2 separate regions of the Mus musculus genome follow, and region 1 is linked to region 2. The links are chromatin contacts, found by POLR2A ChIA-PET in ENCODE. All regions are on one chromosome and are shown on one strand. The core of a region is the stretch at or near the end of the contact, and the rest is flanking DNA. Distances in the headings are between cores, read along the strand shown.

Evidence for each region. ChIA-PET counts read pairs that join two places held with the same protein, here RNA polymerase II (POLR2A).
Region 1: POLR2A ChIA-PET joins it to region 2 with 17 read pairs in Patski. The contact joins the promoter of Stub1 here to the promoter of Ube2i in region 2. POLR2A ChIA-PET finds 5 or more read pairs at or near these places in 3 of 5 experiments (Patski and embryonic stem cell).

What each region holds. Positions count from the first base shown.
Region 1 is chr17:25,828,673-25,835,165 of GRCm38, reverse strand. It overlaps Stub1 (STIP1 homology and U-Box containing protein 1), which reads left to right and starts at 2,247. Exons shown (of 7, transcript NM_019719.4): 1 at 2,247-2,474; 2 at 2,922-3,120; 3 at 3,205-3,370; 4 at 3,535-3,622; 5 at 3,801-3,857; 6 at 3,948-4,064; 7 at 4,156-4,532. The coding sequence starts at 2,313. The coding sequence ends at 4,281. It overlaps Jmjd8 (jumonji domain containing 8), which reads right to left and starts at 6,123. Exons shown (of 9, transcript NM_028101.5): 1 at 6,003-6,123; 2 at 5,828-5,926; 3 at 5,634-5,682; 4 at 5,464-5,560; 5 at 5,313-5,381; 6 at 5,105-5,224; 7 at 4,960-5,027; 8 at 4,732-4,866; 9 at 3,323-4,656. The coding sequence starts at 6,094. The coding sequence ends at 4,576. Wdr24 (WD repeat domain 24) reads right to left here. Exons shown (of 9, transcript NM_173741.3): 9 at 6,436-6,493. It overlaps Rhbdl1 (rhomboid like 1), which reads left to right. Exons shown (of 8, transcript NM_144816.1): 7 at 1-29; 8 at 110-701. The coding sequence ends at 381. It also overlaps Mir3082.
Region 2 is chr17:25,267,930-25,274,776 of GRCm38, reverse strand. It overlaps Ube2i (ubiquitin-conjugating enzyme E2I), which reads left to right and starts at 1,346. Exons shown (of 7, transcript NM_001177610.1): 1 at 1,346-1,456; 2 at 5,298-5,374; 3 at 5,502-5,585; 4 at 6,164-6,236. The coding sequence starts at 5,309. It overlaps Gm17801 (predicted gene, 17801), which reads right to left and starts at 653. Exons shown (of 1, transcript NR_027452.1): 1 at 1-653.

The DNA of each region.
Region 1 (6,493 bases), core at 998-3,497, 560 kb before region 2:
GCTGAGGATGGTGCTGGCTCTGGTGTGCAGTGAGTAGTGGGGCAGGTGGGGCGCTGGGAGGCCCTTTACCTGCAGACAGGGCCCCTCCCACCTGTTGCTCCCTCTGCAGTGAGTTCCGAAGTGGGCCGGGCTGTGTGGCTACGCTTCTCCCCACCACTGCCTGCCTCAGGCCCACAGCCCAGCTTCATGGCACACCTGGCTGGTGCAGTGGTAGGTGTAAGCATGGGCCTTACCATCCTTCGGAGCTATGAGGAACGCCTGAGGGACCAGTGCGGCTGGTGGGTGGTGCTACTTGCCTATGGCACCTTCCTGCTTTTCGCCATCTTCTGGAACGTCTTTGCCTATGACCTGCTGGGTGCCGATATCCCCCCTCCACCTTGACCTGCTCCCTAGGGCCATGTGGCTAGAGCCAGGCACCAGGTGGGCCTGCATGTCTGCCCTATATGAATGGACCTCTCGGCTGCTTTTCCCCACAGGGGCAGGGGGGCCCTGTGATCCCCCACCCCCAGCTGAAGCCAAGTCTTACTGCAGCCCTTGCTGCACCCCCCCCCCCCAGGCTTTCCAGGGGGAGGGGTGTTACTGGGCCAGGGCTGGGTGGAGGACCTTGAGCGTGGCCCTAGAGGAGACCCCTTCCCTCCCCACTGACCCCAGGACTTGCAGTCTGAGCCTTTTTGGAGAATGAATAAATATTTTACACAGCACCAGGTAGCTGTCCTGGGGCTCTGCAGGCTTGTCTGCCCCCTCACCCAAGCTGTATGAGACACCTCCCCTCCAGGACGGTCTGTGCTCCCTCTCTCCCTTCAAGCTCTGCACCTGACTTGAGGTGGTAGCTTTACTCCTGGCCATGGCCGGAATCCACAGGAGGTGGGGCCCCTGGGAAGAAACTGTGGACTTCCAGGTCAGTCCAAGTTCAGCAATCGTTTATTGTGCTACAAGAGCTTCCAATCTCCTGTTCTTTCAGCCTCCCTTCCAAACGCAAGCCCACAACAGAGCTAGGTTCACTTGGCCTGGGTCCTGTAATTCTTGGCAGGTCCTTGTGGGAGGCCCAGTCAGGGTGAAGGTCAGGCAGCAGGTCTGGGCATACATCTGCCCCCCAAGTTTGCACAAGACGAAGAGTCTACAACTCTAAGACACTCACTAGTGAGGTCCACAAGGGTTCTGGGGTCAAGTTACTAACCACCAGAACCATGATGGGGCCCTGGATGACCTCTCAGGCCCCGCTCAGCCCCGCTCAGAAAGGCAGTGAACTCTTGCACCTGGGCTAGAAACAGCAAGTAGTGCTTGAGTGTGTACTGGAGGGTTAGCAAGCTAGGAACTGTAGCCACCGCCTCTTCGTATATGAAAGCTGCAACCCCAGAAACCTCTGCCTCCAGGACCACTGCAAAGAGTGACAAGGAGGTTCTGGGGATAGCTTTTTTTGAGCTCCTAGAGCCCCCACCCAACTTGGGCAAAGATGCTACCTACTCACTCGAGGCAGTGGCAGAAACCACGCAGCGAAGTTTGACTGCGGCGCCCAGATCAGCAGAAAGCCGAGTTCTGCTTCTCCAAGTCCGGGGTTGGGGGTGTTAGCGGCCAACAGCTGATGCAGCAGCGGCTAGAAATGCCTCAACGACAGACCATGGGGTCAAAGGGTCTTGGTGCAGGCGCTCTCCAAGGAAACCAGCCGGCTCCGCCCTTGAAGAAGCTCCTCCCCATGACCGCGAGAAGGGCAAGAGTCCAGCCGTGCACCCGCAGCTACTTCTATAGCAACCGCAGAAGGTCCTTCGGTGTCAGCGTGTCACGTGCTTGTTTCTCAGCCATTAATGGCCGCAGGCAGCTCCTCCCGATTCCCGAGGAAGCCCCTCGAGAGCGGTCTGATCTGCGGGCCTCTCTTCTACCCTCAATTCCGCCTTCCTACCGGCGGTCCAGACGTTCCCAGGCTGTCGCGTGAGCCCGTGTGTGCCCTGGTGGTGCGCTAGGACCCGGGCCTAGTGACCGGCCCTCGGAAGGCCACTTCTCAATGACCGCTGCCACGTTCGCCCAGCTTGGGGCCGGAGGGCGGGGCTTGAGCGCCGATGGGCGGAGCCTTGGTCTGAGCAGGGTAGGTCTCGGTTACTGTAGGGCGGGGCCTGTAGAGCGCGGCGGAAGCTTCTCAGAGCTAAGGGAACTGGCTCAATCCACGAGGCTCCGCCTTTGCTCACGTGTCCCCATGCCAGCTCCGCCCCACACCGGAAGTTCCGGTGGCGGATCGCCGACCGGGCGGAGCTGATCGCTGCGCGGGCTGCGAGATCTAGGTGGCCGGGCGCGGAGCCCAAGCCGTGCCGCGCGGCGCCATGAAGGGCAAGGAGGAAAAGGAGGGCGGCGCGCGGCTGGGCACTGGTGGCGGCGGCAGCCCTGATAAGAGCCCGAGTGCGCAAGAGCTCAAGGAGCAGGGAAACCGGCTCTTCGTGGGCCGCAAGTACCCGGAGGCGGCGGCCTGCTACGGCCGCGCCATCGTGAGTGCGGGAGGGGCGGGGGCGGGGCCCGATGTGCCTCCCAGTTTTGTGATCCCGGACAGGGTTTCTGGCAGCCTGGACTCGATGGCTCGCTCGCTCCCCTGGTGCCCGGATTGCTGTTCCCGAGTCTAGGGCTGATTTGACTGGGAACTGGCGGGCGGGATGCTTGATTAAGTAAGACTAAGGATGACACCAGGAGCTCTTGCCCCTTGAGATTTCCAAGCCCAGAGCTTGTAGAGGGGTTGTGGGATTTCTCTCAAAAGCAGTTGGAGGCAAGAAAGCATGGCCAGAATCCAGAGCTCTTGATAATTCGGAAATCTCCAGTTCCTCTATTCCAGCCATGGGCCCCCAAAGCTGGAGCATTGACCAGATCATTGGCTTTCAGCTTGCTAAATGAGAGGGGATCAACTGAGCCCACACTCTTTGACGCCTGGTCTTGGTCCCCAGACTCGGAACCCACTTGTGGCAGTGTACTACACTAACCGGGCCCTGTGCTATCTGAAGATGCAGCAGCCTGAACAGGCACTTGCTGACTGCCGGCGAGCCCTGGAGCTGGACGGGCAGTCTGTGAAGGCGCACTTCTTCCTGGGGCAGTGCCAGCTGGAGATGGAGAGTTATGATGAGGCCATTGCCAATCTGCAGCGAGGTGGGCTGACAAGATGCAAGGTTGAGGGCACCTTGGGGGACCAGGATTGTTGACAAGTGTAACCAAAAGTGTCCACTCCCCTAGCCTATAGTTTGGCCAAGGAGCAGCGACTCAACTTTGGGGATGATATTCCTAGTGCCCTTCGCATTGCTAAGAAGAAGCGCTGGAACAGTATCGAGGAACGGCGCATCCACCAGGAGAGTGAGCTGCATTCATATCTCACCAGGCTCATTGCTGCTGAGCGAGAGAGGTGGGTCCCTCCCCCAGCAGACACTGAGTCACCAGCACAAGTGTTTTTATTGAAGGACAACAACCGGTACATGGGAAGCCCAGGAGGAAAGAGGCCTGAGATGGGGCGGGCTCTGTGATTTCCTGGTCAGGGCCATCACCAACTAGCTTCTGGTTAACCCTCAGGGAACTGGAGGAGTGTCAGCGGAACCACGAGGGTCATGAAGATGATGGCCACATCCGGGCCCAGCAGGCCTGCATTGAGGCCAAGCACGTGAGGGTGCCCCTAGTCCACATGTGGGTCATTGTGTGTGTGTTTGTGTGTGGCATGAAAAGTGCCCCAGCCTTTGGTGGATCTGTTGGCCCATGCATGACATGAGTGCCCTGGTGGACAGAGTGTGTGTGTCTGTGTGGAGACAGGAGTTGCCCACACATGGCACTCAACTCTGCAGGATAAATACATGGCAGATATGGATGAGCTCTTCTCTCAGGTGGACGAGAAAAGAAAGGTGAGGACCCCCGGAAGCTCATCGGCTGCTGCTGGTATGGTGACCCCCACAGCCCCCTCCAGTTCTAGACATTTTCCCCTTGTGCTATAGAAGCGAGATATCCCTGACTACTTGTGTGGCAAGATTAGCTTTGAGCTGATGCGGGAACCCTGCATTACACCCAGTGGTATCACCTATGACCGCAAGGACATTGAGGAGCACCTGCAGGTAAGGAGGGCCCATGGAGACCGGGCCATGGAGAGCCTTGGTACCCGGATCGGTATACTCAGGCCATTGAACACTCTTGACTCTGTTGCAGCGTGTGGGCCACTTTGACCCTGTGACCCGGAGCCCTCTGACCCAGGAACAGCTCATCCCCAACTTGGCCATGAAGGAAGTCATTGACGCTTTCATCTCTGAGAACGGCTGGGTAGAGGACTATTGAGGCCCCATGTCCTGCCTGGCACCCTGGCCCAGGAGGATCTGGAGACGGAAGCTCCAGTCCCTGTATAGTTTGTGTCCCTGGGCCTGCCCCCATCGGCCCTGCTGATGGGTTCTGAACTGCTCCCCTTCTCAGCATACCCCTTGCTGGACCATGAGCCTCCCTTGTCCCCCTTCTGGGCTGGAGAGTGGGTGAGGGTGGGCTGAGGTTGCTGCTGCTGCCACTGTCCTGTAATAAAGTCTGTGAGCACTACATTGGCATGTGCTGGTGCAGTGGGCTTGCCAGTTGCCTGTCTGGCTAGCCAAGGAAGGTAGAAATGAAGACACTGGTGTCCAGATTGAGTGTGGCATGCCACCACCGATCAGGAAAATACAGTACCTGGGAGAAAAGAAAAAAAAAATTTTGATTCATGGCTTTTTGAGTTAGCCCAACCCCCACCTACCAGCTACTGACTTCACCAGCCTGGATGGTACATTCTAGAGGCCGTGCTGACAGGGCTAGAGATGGGTATATTTCCAGCAGCCAGGCCAATGTGGTCTTGTTAGGGTGGAACTCAGGTGTCTTCTCAGGAGGGTAGAGGAACCAGCGCTGGAGGCAGGAGTGTAAGGTCACTATGTGTGCAATGGACTATAGACACCAGATTTACACACACACATAACACACACATAACACTGTACTGACCTTCCGACCATAGATAACCTCTGAGAAACCAGGCCCATGCCAGTGGAAGGGTACCCCAGATCCAGCTCCTGTGGGGTCAGTTATGAATAGCTGATGAACAAAATATATATGGGCTCCCCCAAGTTTGTTTTGAAGTAGCCCCTACCTGCAATTCCAAAGCTGTAAGCAGGGGTGGTTCCCAGGAGACGGAATGGTGGCGGAGAGTAGTGCTGGAAGAGGGATGCCCACTCAGTGAAGTTGTTGTCTCCAAAAAAGTACAGGGTGTCTGCCAGCAGAGAGGGTGATAGGCAGGAGTACTGGCAACAGTGGGCTCCCAAGTACCCCACTCCCACCGCTGCCTGGGTCTGGCTCACCATTGCCTAGGGATGCAGGATCCTGGGGCTGCAGCAGCTGTTCCACATATTCCTGGAAGGGCAGGTCCACTACAAGAAGGGGGAGCCAGTCGGGACTGGTCAGTTCTGCCTTTGAGATGTGAAGGCAAACCTTGCAGGGTGTGTAGCTCACCTTTCTGGTAGGAGTAGGTGTTGGCTGTACTCAAGCGAACAATGTTGTCCCCGAACGAGGCTAGCAGGTTTTCCCGGGAACACAGGGCCCGGAACTTCTGGGGATGAAGGATAAGGTAACTGAGCACTTGGCCAAACAGAAGCAGTTGCCCACAGGGTACGAATACTCACCGAGTTGTCCGTGAGTCCTTGCAAGATGACGGGCTTGAGGAAGGCATAGCTGGGGGGAAAGAGGAGAATGTTGCACTGAGTTTGAACTCTGCAGGGGCCTCTCCTACACACCAGGCAGTGAGACCTCCGCAGCCAAAGACCATGATTGGTAGTATGCCTAGAATCATGCTGAGACTTGGGGCAGGCACACATACTGCTGCATGAATTCGGAGTACGTGATGTGTGCCCGACGCTCCACTGTGCAACGCTCCTCCTCCATTACTGCTGCTGCAATTCCCAGCCCATTCTGTTTCCTGCAGGGACAACAGGTCAGGCCAGTCAAAGCTTTAAGTTCAGGCTCCCTCCCGCCACCCATTTCCTATGGCTCACCATCCCCCTTCGCCAGAGGCAGGCAGAATCACAGTCACCATCATCCATAGTACAAAGAGCAAAAGCAGACCGCGCCGCCCAGCCGCCGCCATGAACATACGGGTGCAGGCGCGCAGCACGCTGGGAATTCTGTCGACACTTGCGTAACCACAAGCCATTGGCTTATCATCCGGACTGCTGTAGCTACCTGCAAGCAGTAGCCAGCCGGCCTTGGAAGTCTCCTCCTTCTTCATACAAGCGCATTGTACACACACACACACACACACACACACATCCACACAACATCCCTATTTAATCATTTCCTCAAGGCGGAGGGAAAATTGTATCGAGCAGCCATTGACTACTGTGCGTTACCATGGCTACAGCGCCCCTACCGGAAGTTCCCATGTGCTAGAAAGTTCCCACCCAAGGCGCAATGAAAGTGACAAGTGGCCAAACAGCAGCTCTGGATTTTTATTGGGTTAAAAAGTTGTAGCCACCTTCCATCCTGG
Region 2 (6,847 bases), core at 97-2,596:
TCCAAACCAGATCTGTTGGGGGTACAGATCTAGTGTGTCAGGAACTTGTATCTAAGCCGACCTTGTCTACAACTCAGCCCCAATGAGAGACCAAGGTCCCTCAGGATCTGGTGCTCACTGTGATCTTAACTCTTAAACAGTACGGCTACGAACAGGAGGAATTAACAGGGTGAGCTCCAGGGAATGTTGGACAATTGTGGGCAAGGGGCATGGGACCTTAGTTCCTGTTTTGGGGCACCCAACAACCTCAAAAGGTAAGAGGAGAACGAAGGAAGGAGAGAGTGGTGAGTAGATGGACGGAGATACTGACAGATGAACACTGGAGTCCCTGGCAGCAATTGGACCCATAGTCCAAATTCCCAGGAAGCCCTTGTTGGCTGCAACTGGCCCCGAAAGGCCTCCAGCACGTGCCAAAAAAAAAGGAGCAGGCGCCAGAATGGCCACCAGGGGGCCAGCCGACGGTTCTAAGTACCCGTCCCGTCGGTGAGTCGGTGAGGAAGCATCCGAGCTGGGTTGCAGAGGACTGGCCGAGGAAACTGGACTAGGCCACGGCGTGACAAAAGCGTGTCCAGCGGGGCCAGCAGAAGCCGCACAGGGGTTTCAGGTGGAACTAAGGTGTGGGGTGCGGCACAGGGAAGAGGCCTGGGGCGCGCGCGCGGGGGGGGGGGTCCGCGGGTGCTGCCCCTCCCCCACGGCGCAGGCCCATTCCCCTCCCCCACTAGGGGGCTAACTCGTAGGTTAGGGAGCATCCACATTTCTCTCCCCGTCGGTTTTGCTTGCGTTTGGCCCTTTGTATGAGGCTAGTTCATTGGATAGTTTCGAGGTTCACCCCGCCCAAGTTCCTGAGCTGGCCAATTGCAGAAAGTGTCACAGCGCGCTAAGTTCCGGGGATCGTCACCGTACTGCGACGATTCCCAGGATGTTTAGGCCTCAGTGATCTTTGCTCCCGGGACTCGGGCCTTGAGCCCAAGGATACCTCCAGAGCCTGTGCCCGGGAAGGTGCCCTCTGAGCATCCGGATGACCCTTGGGAATCTATGCTTCTTTTTCCTCACACGACTCTCTGATGTGTCCTCGAGTGGACGCGCTCATCCCGAAGAGGAGTTTGCAGACGCTCCCTCGAGCCTAGGACGCGGCCCCTTTAAGAGTGCGGCCGTTCAGGGCACCGCCTGCTTGGACAGGCGCCCTGGGCTCGGGCTCCTTAGGCGGTCGCGGGCAACGAGGGCGCGGCAGCCGCGTGCGGGCTGCGGGAAGCTCGTGTTTAAGTAGACGCGTAGGCCACCGGACGGGAGGGACGGTAAGCTGAGCAGGCGTGTGGCGGGCAGCCCAGCTCAGGCCCCGCCCCGCCCGCTGGGGTCCTGCGCTCCGTGCTGCGCGCGGCGGGCGCGGAGGGAAGTCCCGAGACAAAGGAGCGCCGCCGCCTCTGCCGCCGCGACGGTCCGGGCCGCGGTCGCCCAGGTGAGCCGCCACCGGCCTGCGCACGCACTCCCATCTTCGCCCGGACTCGCCGCCGTTCCCAGTGAGCTTCCGGGAGGCGCCGAGCGGAGCCACGGCGGCCTCCTCTCGCTCGCGGCCTCCGAGTCTCGGCCTTCGGGGCACTAGGGCCCAGCCGCTGTGCCACGGGAGAATACAGGGTTGGGAGCACGGCCCACTGCCCCCCTACTCTTGGCGAACTGAGTTCCGCCGACCCCGCAACAGATAATCTGAGCTTCCCAGTAGCTCCCAGACGCGTTCTGGGCGGTGCTGGGCTCCGTAGTTAGGCGAGTGAGAGTGCGGAAGGCCGTGAGTACTGGGCCGTGTCGGGGCCTGTAAGCACCCGGAGTCACATCAGAAGGCTTCGTTCGTTACCGAGACGCTAGGCTTGTAGCTTGGGTTTTTGTGGGGGAGTCTTGTGTATATTCTCTGCCCCACCTTCCTTTATTCTTAAGGAACTGTTGTTTTAGTGGATGAGTTAGTTACCTGCCTGCATAGCAGAAAACGGGCGTCGAAGGGGAGTTTGTTTTCTTTCTAAAGGTATTCAGGCTGTGAGTGATCGCAGTCCTGCCCTCCTCTGGCTGTCTCTGCCACTGGAAACTTAACAAACAGCGTGGTATACTTACTGAAGGATCCTTAGGGCCTACAGTGTGCATTCGAGTAAAAGAGGCCGCTTCGCCCTATCCAAGCCAGCCGTAGTGCCTGGTACCCATGTTCCCTCTGCCGAGGTGGGCGGAGATAAGCAACCTTGCACAGGCTCTCTGACCGGTAAGTAGCTCTGAAGTAGGTGGTGTCGCCAGACAAATACTGTACACTGTAGGAAGCCTGGAGTCATAAGACCCATCCCTGTATGTCCTTCCTGTCTCTAGTAGTGGGGAGGGGAATGGTTTTTTGGTTTGGTTTGGTTTAGTTTGGTCATTGCATCACAAAACTTTTAGCTCGTGAAGTGACTGTTTGCCTGGGAAGGCAAGTTGTGTTTAAGTGGCTTTTGGAGTGCTTGCGGGAGCAGCAGCACTGCCCCCCAAGTTTCTGCCTAGATCATTGCCAGGGTGCTCCTAGGGTTCCTTTTCCTCGACCGTGGGGCAAAAGGCCTTTAAGAGTTCTGATAAGAGCCACCTCTCACTTCTCCCTGTTTTTGAGACAGGATCTCTTGTAGCCAAGGCTAACCTTGAACTCTTGGTGATTCCCTGGTTCTGTCTCCTTAACACTGAGTGTCCAGGCAAGAGCAGTTGAGCTAGCTTCTCGGTTCTTCTCACTTAGGATAGCTGCAGTTGGATGCTAGGACAGAGTTCTCTGGGCACACAACTTTATCCTGAAGTCAGTTACAGCTGTCCCAACAGCTTTGTGTGGCCCGGTGTCCAGGCTTCTTTCTCCAGAGCACTGGCCCCGGGCTCCAGAGAGAAACCTGTTAGGAAACCCTGCCCAGACTTGCTTGCCATCTTCTGCCATCTGATTGGCTGGATGAGGATAGCTGCTTCAGTGGAAGATGCTAGAGAAAGAGATTGGGCAGGCCTGTGCGTTGAGAAGTTGAAAAGAGGGACACATTGGAAGTGAAGCCCTATGCTCCAGTCACTCTTAGATGAGCGCCACCTGGGTCGTAAATTGCCTAAGAGATGACTATTAGGGCAGGTTGGGGTTTTGTGGCAGAACCTTGGTGCTTGTTCCTAGACAGGCTCTACTCCTGTGCTAGGAAAAGACAGTTGGGTTTGGGCTGGACTCTCTGTTTTGGACTTGAGGTCTGTAAGAGAGGAGCCTTGCCTTTAATTTGTATACTTTGTGATTTGGTATTGGAGTTTGTGGAGCATAAGTACTGTCTGTTGTGATTTATAAAAAAAGGAATCGGGATGTTTGATAGAGCCAGGTATGCTTAGAAGGAATGCCAACATTGTCAAGGCTTGTCCTGGTGGCTTGTGCTTTTTTTTTTTTAATATATTTTATGTGCACTATTACCTGTATGTTTGTGTGTTCGAGGGCATCCAGGTCCCCTGGAACTGGAGTTTCAGGCAATCATAAGCTGGCATGTGGGTGCTGGGAGTTGAACCCATTGGAAGAGCATCTAGTACTCTTAATTTCGCCAGTCCCAGCTTGTGCTTCTAAAAGAGGTTCTTCATGTTGGCTTAGAGTGTACAGGATATTAAAAATGCTGATATGAAGTGTTTGTCTTACAATGACCTCACCCACTGAAGTATTTCCTGAACTCTGGGCTCTGGGGTGATGCTGTACCTCTGATGGCAGTCCCAGCCCCTCTCTACTTGGATTTGTACAGTCATCACAAGCAGTCTAGGTGCTGTGGTGCGTGACTGTCAAGGCCAGCTGTGGCCACATGGTGAGACTGTCTCCAAAAATAAAGGAAAGAAAGAAAGAAAAAGTGGTCTAGGAGCCAGATGTAGTGGCTCATGCCTGTAATCCCAATACCAGGAGCTAGCCAGGAGTTTTGGGCTAACCTGGGCTACAGTGTGAGACTCTGAACTTAAAACAAGTCATCTGTAACTTCAGTGCAGGACTCACCAGAATGCTTTGACCCAGTGGGTCTGTCTGTTCAGGTTCAGAACAACTGTGCTTACAGATGGAGGTGCATATCTGATCAGCCCACCTGTAGCCCAGGGATCCTAGCTGGGTCAGGAACACGCAGTAAATCCTAGGGTAGTCACAGCTTTGCAGATAAAATGGGCAGCCTGAGCTAAGTCTAAATAGCAAGAACTCATGGGAGGTCTGCTTGAAGCCTGGCAGAAGCTGTAGCAGGGATGTGCTCTGGCAAGAATCTTACTCTTGTCTAGAGGTGGTTGGAGGTTCCGCCTCAGAGTGAAGACTGAGCTGAAAACGAGAGACTAGGCTAGTGCTAGTCCAGCTGGGAGATTTTACCCACAAGCCTAATGGAAGCCTGAAGCTGGGGTCAAATATGGAACCTCTGAGAAGCAACTCAGTGTGAAATACCCATTGCTCTGCTAGATTCTTGTTCACAGGGGTCATGTTCTTGTGATCACACACCCCTAAATCCCTGTGCTCTGTGGGTTTGGGAGTCTCTTGAGTATTGTTTCATGTGATTTTATTTTTAAAGTAATATTAAAAAGGATGTGCAGATTAAAAAAAAAAAAAACTCAAGCAGGTGGTAGCCAGGTTGGCATCACAGTCAAAGCAGCAGGCTGTGGGCCTAGGTAGAGAGGTGTTCACCTAAGGGCCTTGTCAAGTGTGCCACCATGGTCTCTGGCAGAGGCTGCTGGCCTGACCTGGATCTTGCCCTCCTTCCCCTAGGGTCATAGGGCAGATCTCTGAACTATGAGCTGGTAAGCTATAGGCTGATAGCCTGGCCTCTTGGGGCAGTCTGCCTATGGAAGTTGACCACGCTCTGCCCTGTGGTATAGATTTTTCTCACTAGTACATCTAGTGATTGTCCTCCTTTCAGGCCTGATTCTAAGCTGGCCATACATCTTAGCCTCAGATAAGTGTGTGCAGTACCTGGGAGGTCCTGCCTGTCCTGAGGATTTGACTGTGGAGTGGGTGCCAAGTCTCTCCAGAGATGCTCAGTGCCTGCCAGGGAGGTGACAGCCTTTGTGCAGGCTCTTCTCACTGACCCTTCCAGCAGTTGAGTTTGTAAAGCACAAGAGAGACAGCGGTGGTGCTCTCCCTACACCCGGAGGCGTTCTGAGGGGCCGGTTGAGGGGTGTAATGCTACACTTGCTCCAAGGGCAGCTTGCCCAGCTGGACTCCAGCCTCATTTACCTGCTTCTTGGTAACAGCCCTCTGTGGCTGGGGTAGGAGGTAGGGGTGGCTTAGAGGAGGTCTGTGTGTGCTTTCCCTAACCCTCCCTGTGTGGATTCTGTTCCAGGGACTTTGAATATGTCGGGGATCGCCCTCAGCCGCCTTGCGCAGGAAAGGAAAGCCTGGAGGAAGGACCACCCTTTTGTAAGGAGCACTCTGTGTCTGCCGTAGGAGGGGCTTTCTGATGGGGTGGTGGTCTCAGCCTGTGGCCACTGGGGGACAGCTAGGCTTGTCGTCTGAGCTGCTTTGTTTTGTGACTGTTCTTTCTCAGGGCTTTGTAGCTGTCCCAACAAAGAACCCTGATGGCACAATGAACCTGATGAACTGGGAGTGCGCTATCCCTGGAAAGAAGGGGGTAAGGGTGACTGCTGGCTTTGCACCTACTAACTTAACAGATCTGAAGGAGCAGAACTACTAGAAGGGACCTAAGTTTGCATATTTGTGACCACAGCTAGCCTGCCAGGTCACAGCTCTCCCCTGGATAAGGAGTGGCCTGTGGTGGTAAGGAGGCTTGGACCTTGGCAAATCACTGGATCAGTGAACAGCCCGGGGTCAGGGGTAAAGAGCAGGTGAAGGTTGCTGGCTACAAAGCAGTAAGCCCCAATGGTGAGGTGCCCATGGAGAACCCAGGCCGTGTTTCTTTACACTCATGGGCCTGAGTGCAGCCGGTTGTCTGCCCTTGTCCAGCACATGTAAGAGGGATGGTCTCCTATAACTTCAGGCATTCACCAAACCCAGACCTCTAGGTCAGCTTAGTGTCTGAGCAAAAACATAGTTTGGGTTCATCTATACAAGGCTCAGTTGCAGAGTATGCAGTAATGGTGGTGTAGGGCAGTTAGAGAAGAAGCCCAAAGGACCCAGGTTTCAGGAAACTTCTCCTGGGCTTACCTTGGCAAGTGAGCCACTGGTCTAACCTTGGTTCCCTCCCCACAGACTCCATGGGAAGGAGGCTTGTTCAAGCTACGGATGCTTTTCAAAGATGACTATCCGTCCTCACCACCAAAATGTAAGTTGTGCAAAGAGCCTGCAGTCCACTTCCCAGCACTACCACCACCCTTTGGGAGCCATGTCTGTGAGTGCTTGGCCTAGTAGGCAGGTGCCAGTGCTGGGATAGTCGGTCCTGGTGAGTTGTCTTGGATGACAAGTCCCAGGGTAGATGCGCATGTAATTAGTGTGGTCTCTAATCCCAGCCTATTAGGATGTACCACACATGGCAGAGGGAGAGTTGTGTCAGGCTGAAGCTTCTGGGTGCTTTTGTGCCCACAGGAGAACTCGAGTCTGTAAGTTCCCATAGATTACGTGAGTGGTTAGCATATATCAGCTGAGTTCCATTCAGAGCACTAAAGGAGAGAGGAGACTCTTACTCATCCCCATCTGCTGTGTTCTGTGGGATGCTCATGGCCTTCAGACCATGGGGTCAGAAGAGAAGGCTGGACTGATCTCTGTTCAGCTCAGCAGAACTTGCTTGGGGGTACAGTGCCCACCACCACCATTCTGCCCAGGATAAGTAAGGCCAGGTCTGAGCTGGTTTATAAATAGATGTTACCTGATGCAGAGTTCCCCAGGAGTACTAAAACATAGTTTATTGGGAACCACTAGATGGAGTCTTGCCTGTTC